Linked DNA regions of Homo sapiens: region 1 is linked to region 2. A link is a loop called in an ENCODE intact Hi-C map of the cell type or tissue named here. Cell type or tissue: dorsolateral prefrontal cortex. All regions are shown on one strand. Links, peaks and the distances in the headings refer to the core of each region. The heading gives the core; the rest is flanking DNA.

Region 1 (2,908 bases), core at 176-2,675, 180 kb before region 2:
CTTCCCGAGACTTGGTCCGAGGGCGCCTAGGCAGCAGCAGGTAGTTCTGGGCCACCCTTGGGGCGAGGGCGAGCGGGGGACGCCCCATCCAGACGGGCTGGGGGTACAGAGCGTGCACCGAGGGGATCGGCTTGCGTCTTAGCCTTGGGCCACGTGCGCCCGGGCCACCAGCCCACCATCGTTTCCCACTGCTCTTTTTTCTTGGACGAGGCTTGTGTGAGGAAGGCGCCTTTCTTCCATTTGGGTCGAAGCCCGTAGCTCCTGGGTGAAGCGGTGCCTGCAGTTCCCTGAGTGCCAAGACTGGGGCGCCAGCCATCCCCAGGCCCTGAGCCGGTTTTCTGCAAAAAAGGAGACTTTTTTGGGCTCAGGGAATAGCAGCTTAGCGCCGGCTGTGTGTGGCTGGGAAGTCTGTTTAGTGGTGATAATAACTACATTCTAGAGTGACCCACAGTAGCCTCTGCGACAGAGTTGGGATGACCTTCTCAGAAAGAATGGGTAGATTTCTGCGCTGTGTGTGTTGAGACACACGCAACATTCGTGCACATAGAACTCATGAGCTCCTAGCATTTTCAGGTTCTGCTTCTTTAACTGATGACTTTTGCTCAAAAAGGGAAATTATTTTTCAATTCGGGCATCAGAGCTTTGGAAAGGAATTTAAAGCCATTTGGTGTGAAATTGTCTTGAGGCTAGAACAGGACGTGTTTTTCATAGAAGCCCCATTCCAGCTCTCCTTCTTGGCTTGTTCGTGGTTTTATTTCATTTTTTGTGGGGTGGGAGGAGGTGTTGGAAGAAGAATGTGGAGTTTTGATTTTTATCTGCTACCTGTACTCATGTCCAGGTGTCACCTCAGACCTCTCGGCCTTGTGGTTCTGTCACCACGCCCAGTTTAGGATTCATTCCAGGGCTCCAGGAACTGCATAACTTTGCTAGTTCCCCCGGCAGTTGGTGGGGTCTTCTACCAAAGCCCCAAGGATGCCCTGAGCTGTGTTTCCAGAGTAGCCTGCCCTGGTGGAAGACCAGTGGAATGGCTCTGTTTGTTGAGTTCACTGCAGACGTGTGGGTTTTTCATGGCAATAGCTGCATGAAGCTGTTTACTGAGAAGCTGTTCTACAATGGTGAAGTTGGTTACTGGGTGTATCCAAGTGGAGTAATGAAAACAAAACTCTTTGGAAATCCAATCCTCACGATATTTTATTGGAGGAGAGCTAAATCCTCTTAGAATTGTTCACCAAGATGTCACCTTTCCCTGAACTCTGAAAGCAACTATTGCCAGTAATCAGGCCTTCGGCTAGGGTGCAGGATAAGGGCTTTTTAGAACGAAAATAATTTAATTCAGCTGCTTCTGTTGAGAAACGATGGGCAAGACTTGATTGACACACATGATGCCCTTTCCTCTGTAAGGGGAGGGGGGGTACAGGTTGAGGGGTGGATGACAACTGTTCATTGTTGAGTTTTACATTTATCTCTCCAGTGGGTAGCTTCTGATCCGTTCATAAATATTGGGCAGGGCTGGGGTCGCATTTAGAAATTTCTTTTTCATAGAAACTGGTCTCTTGAGGGTCACCAGCCAGGGTGGGATATCTGTGGCTGGTCCTTCCTTCTGTTGTGGTGTGTGCAGTGGTGTCTTTTACCACATTCTTGTATTGACCACCTATGCAGTGTTTGCTGGTTGTCAGAAGGGGGCACTGGTTCTCATTACGAGAGAAATTCCAATTGATAGACTTTGGACGTTTAAAGCCTTCGGAGACCCTCTTAATTCAGATTTCTGAGACCCTACTTGTGTGCCAGACCCTTTCACACCTTTGAGCTCATGTCATCCTCATTCTTCGTGTTTGGAAACTGATGCAAAGGGAAGTGAAATCACTTTTCCTGGGGCTGTGAAGCTTGCAGGTCAGAAGCAGAGTTACGGTTTGAGGCTAACAGGCTGGGTTTCGATCCTATGTGCGGGGCACTTTCCACATTGCTTCCTTAGGAAAAGTATTTTGGGAACCTTTGACCTGCAGTAACTTGTTTAGAGTCAGACACAGAGTGGGTGCCCTATATTCGTTGAGTGAATCTAGGTCAGCAGCTCATTCCTCATTCCTGGTGAGGAAACTGAGGCACAGGAGGAGCTGTGTCTGTGCAGTTGGTCTGGGGTGGAAGGAGAATCCCACAGCAAAACCCTTTCTTTGTCACGTGTGCCTGTACTGGTTTGAGCCCAGACTGGTTTGATGATTGATGGTAAGCTTTTTTTTTTTTTTTTTCTGCATATTCCCTTTCTGTACCCATGTTGGTATAGGTTCACTTGGGACTTCAGCTGGTGTAGTCAGAGTGTCTGAAATGTCCTTTCACGATTGAGAACCATTAAGCAGTGCAACCAGCAACAGCCTCTGATGCTCGTTAAAACAGTGTGAGTTCTGACTCTTAAGCTATGAAACCATCCTTCAAGATTAGCAGAACATTGGCAGATTTCTCAGAACGCTCAATTTGAGGATAATTCCAAATGTGGTTCGGAAGGAGGAAAAGGAAAACACCATTGTTGCATCCAACCTGGGGTTTTTCAATGTGAATTAAGTTTTTAATCATTTAACATTCAACAAACATTTATTCAGTGCCTATTATGTGGTATGGATAGATAGATGAAGTTGACACAGTGCCTGTCATCAAAAAATTCACAGATTAGTGGGGAGGCCAGACCATGTGTTAGGGTTGAACATTTGTGAACAGAGATGGATGGTAGCTAGGCAAGGGTGGAGGTGATGTCTGAGCTGAGTTTAAAGGATGATTAGGACGTGGTTAGCTTTTCATGGGTATTCTGGTGCAGAGGAAAGGGTGGGAAAGTCTGAGAAATTAGAACACGTGGAGAATATGAGGAAGCAGCTGGTAGTTTGGAGTTCTTGGTGCTTAAAGGTTGAGACAGGGAGGTACA
Region 2 (2,908 bases), core at 92-2,591:
ACTTCCCTCCTTAGTTAAAAGAAGCAGTTTGTCTGGCCCTAGGTCATTATTTTATCTTTCTAGGAGTTGAAGCCATTTCTATTTTCCCAATCCCAGCCTTCTGTGATCTAGCCTGAGGCTTTCCTGGTAAAAGGGATGCTTCCAACACCATTGCAGGGACATCTCATCATGAGATCCAGTCTTGGAGACCTCCCTCCTAGTGTCCAATTCACAGAGAAGTTACTCTGGGCCAGTGTCCACTCCACTGCCCCGAAATGCGAATTGTTAGTGGTTCAGGCTGCCTTGGAAAAATGAAAGTCTCATGTCAAGAGCACTGGGCACATTTAAAAATCATTCTAACCACCAAAGCCCAGGTTAGCCAGGACCAGCTCCCAGGCTGATACTAGGCAGAGTGCTTCAAAGCATCCTTCAAGTGCCCAGTGGCAGAAACTACCCAGTGGATGTCCTGCGATGAAAGGCCAGGGCACCATACAGACCTCCCCTTACTCAGAGAGGGCCTTTTTCTAACAACTTTCTTTTTCTTTTTTCTTTTTATTTTTTTAGAGACAGGTTCTCACTCTGTTGGCCAGACTAGGGTGCAGTGACGAATCATGGCTCACTGCAGCCTTGAACTCCGGCTCAAGTGATCCTTCTGCTTCAGCCTCCCGAGTAGCTGGGACTGTAGGCACATACCACCATCCTTGGCTATTTTTTTTTTTTTTAATTTTGTAGAGACAAGGTCTCGTTATATTACCCAGGCTGGACTTGAACTCCTTGCCTCAAGCAGTCCTCCCACCTCGACCTCCCAAAGTGCTGGGATTACAGGAGTGAGCCAATGCACCTGGCTGACAACTTTCCAGAAATCCAGTACTGGCAGCAGGTAGACAATTTCTGACCAAGATCCTGCCACCACGTCTGCCCTAGAGGTTCCCCAAGGGCAGAGAGAGGCAGGATCTCTCCTACTGGAACAGTGGGCATATTTTTTGGTGGAGCAGCCCACGCGTAGGTGTGATCTTGCTGTAATAATGTCCCCTGGCAGGTAAGATTGCTGCAGCCAAGGGGTGTTAGAGGAAGATCCTTAAATACTCTTCTTGGAACAGAATTTGGGTCTCTAAGCAAGAAGTGCCAGTCTTAACATTCACTGTTTGTGACTGATTTATAGGAAAAGTGGCTTGATTCTGGTAGCCGGGGGAGCCCAGTGTGAACACTGAGGTTCTAGCCTGTTCTAGTGGTTGCTTTGATTGATACTCAGCCATGAAAGGGACATAGCTCAGATACTGACAAAACAGCTTTGTATTTGAGTGTGTTTGTCCAACTGGCAAGGAACAGTCTGGGGACAAACAGTGCCTTATTTGGAGTTGTTTATTCTTCTCCCCCATGGAGTGACCTCAGATAACCTTTCCCAGCTTGGAAAGACCTGAATCAGATTTTGTACAGCCTAGAGGAACAAGTCTGTAGCCTGGGGAATGCTTCCTGTCACGTTTAGAACCTAAGAAAAACTAGGAAAAACTCTAATCCTCTCTGGTGCCTCTCTCTCGGCTGGTAGCTGGGAATTGAAGTCTGAGGACCTGAATTTTCCTGGAGGGCAATGTGCACCAGCTTTGGCCGGGAAACATCTCAAGTTTCTGCTTCTAGGACCATAACCATGGATTCCTCAGTGTTGTTCCTATTGCTGGGCTTGTGGACTGCTGAGACCTGTGGTTCCTGGCAGGTAGATAGGTTGTATCAAACTGGTCACTAGTCATCAGATGCTAATGGACTGAAGAAGCCCTAGAAAGATCTCTTTCATGTGTTGCTCTCTCGCACCATGCAAACTCCAGCTATGTGAAGATCGTAGCTCTCTAGGGCTCTCACAGGAAATCAGACACCAACAGAAATGGGTGCAGATGTGAGAGGGAAGGCCTTGAAGCCACAGTCATCTTGGCATAAACAGAACATCCTGTTTTGTTTTGTTTTCACAGAGAACCCTGGTCTCCCCATAGGGGAGGCAGAGACCTATGAAATCTCTTCATAGCTTTGGGTTTGGAAAGAATGTATAGACCAGGGATGGCGGCTCACACCTGTAATCCCAGCACTTTGGGAGGCCAAGGCAGGCGTCTCACTTGAGGTCAGGCATTCAAGACCAGCCTGGCCAACATGGTGAAACCCCATCTCTACTAAAATACAAAACTTAGCTGGGCAGTAGTGGGTGCCTGTAATCCAAGCTACCTGGGAGGCTGAGGCAGGAGAATCACTTGAACTCAGGAGATGGAGGTTACAGTGAGCCGAAATCACGCCACTGCACTCCAGCCTGGGCGACAGAGCGAGATTCTGTCTTGAAAAAAAAAAAAAAAGAAAAGAATAAAAATAAAAATAAAAAATAAAAATAGCCAGGTGTGGTGATATGCACCTGTAGTCCCAGCTACTCGGGAGGCTGAGATCAAAGGATCTCTTGAGCTCAGGAGTTCAAGGCTGCAGTGAGCTATGACTGTGCTACTGAACTCCAGCCTACACCATGGAGTGAGACCCTGTCTCTAACAACAACAACAACAACAAAAACGATATCTGCTGGGCAGGCACATGGGTGGAAGGTAGCTGGTTAGTCTTGCAGGCACATTCAGAACGTTCCCTGGCTGAGAGCAGGATGTGGGAGAAGGTAGCGCATTGGAAAGGGTCCCCCAAGTGGGAGGCAGCACTGATGATAGACTCCTGAATGTGACGTGTGGGTCTATTACGGGGTTGAATTGTGTCCTCCCAAAAAATAATATGTTGGCGCCCCAACCCTCAAGTACATCAGAATGTGGCCTCATTTAGAGATAGGATCTTTACTGAGATAATCGAGGTAAAATGAGACTATTAGGATGGCTCTAGTCTAATACTAGTGTCCTTATAAAAGGGGAAATTGGGACAGAGACACACACAGGAAGAACATTAGAAGATTGCGTGAAGA

Evidence for each region. Hi-C counts contacts between places; a loop is a spot of excess contacts. Peaks named below come from ENCODE experiments on the same cell type or tissue, not always from the same donor. Only the 100,000 strongest peaks of a DNase experiment are listed, where the experiment ranks them.
Region 1: a loop joins it to region 2, with 2.3 times the contacts of the local background. A loop is called at or near these places in 2 of 110 quality-filtered maps.

The regions. Positions count from the first base shown.
Region 1 is chr7:72,333,027-72,335,934 of GRCh38, reverse strand. The region is part of intron 2 of CALN1 (calneuron 1); the gene reads left to right. Among named protein-coding and RNA genes, the nearest start is that of CALN1, 78 kb to the left of the region's middle. In dorsolateral prefrontal cortex, for the core only: a CTCF peak has its summit at 1,665 (motif pointing right); a DNase peak (open chromatin) is centred at 346; H3K4me3 peaks cover 352 bases; H3K27me3 peaks cover 467 bases.
Region 2 is chr7:72,151,315-72,154,222 of GRCh38, reverse strand. The region is part of intron 3 of CALN1 (calneuron 1); the gene reads left to right. Among named protein-coding and RNA genes, the nearest start is that of CALN1, 260 kb to the left of the region's middle. In dorsolateral prefrontal cortex, for the core only: no CTCF peak of the experiment used is centred there; a DNase peak (open chromatin) is centred at 1,232; H3K4me3 peaks cover 753 bases; H3K27ac peaks cover 2,500 bases.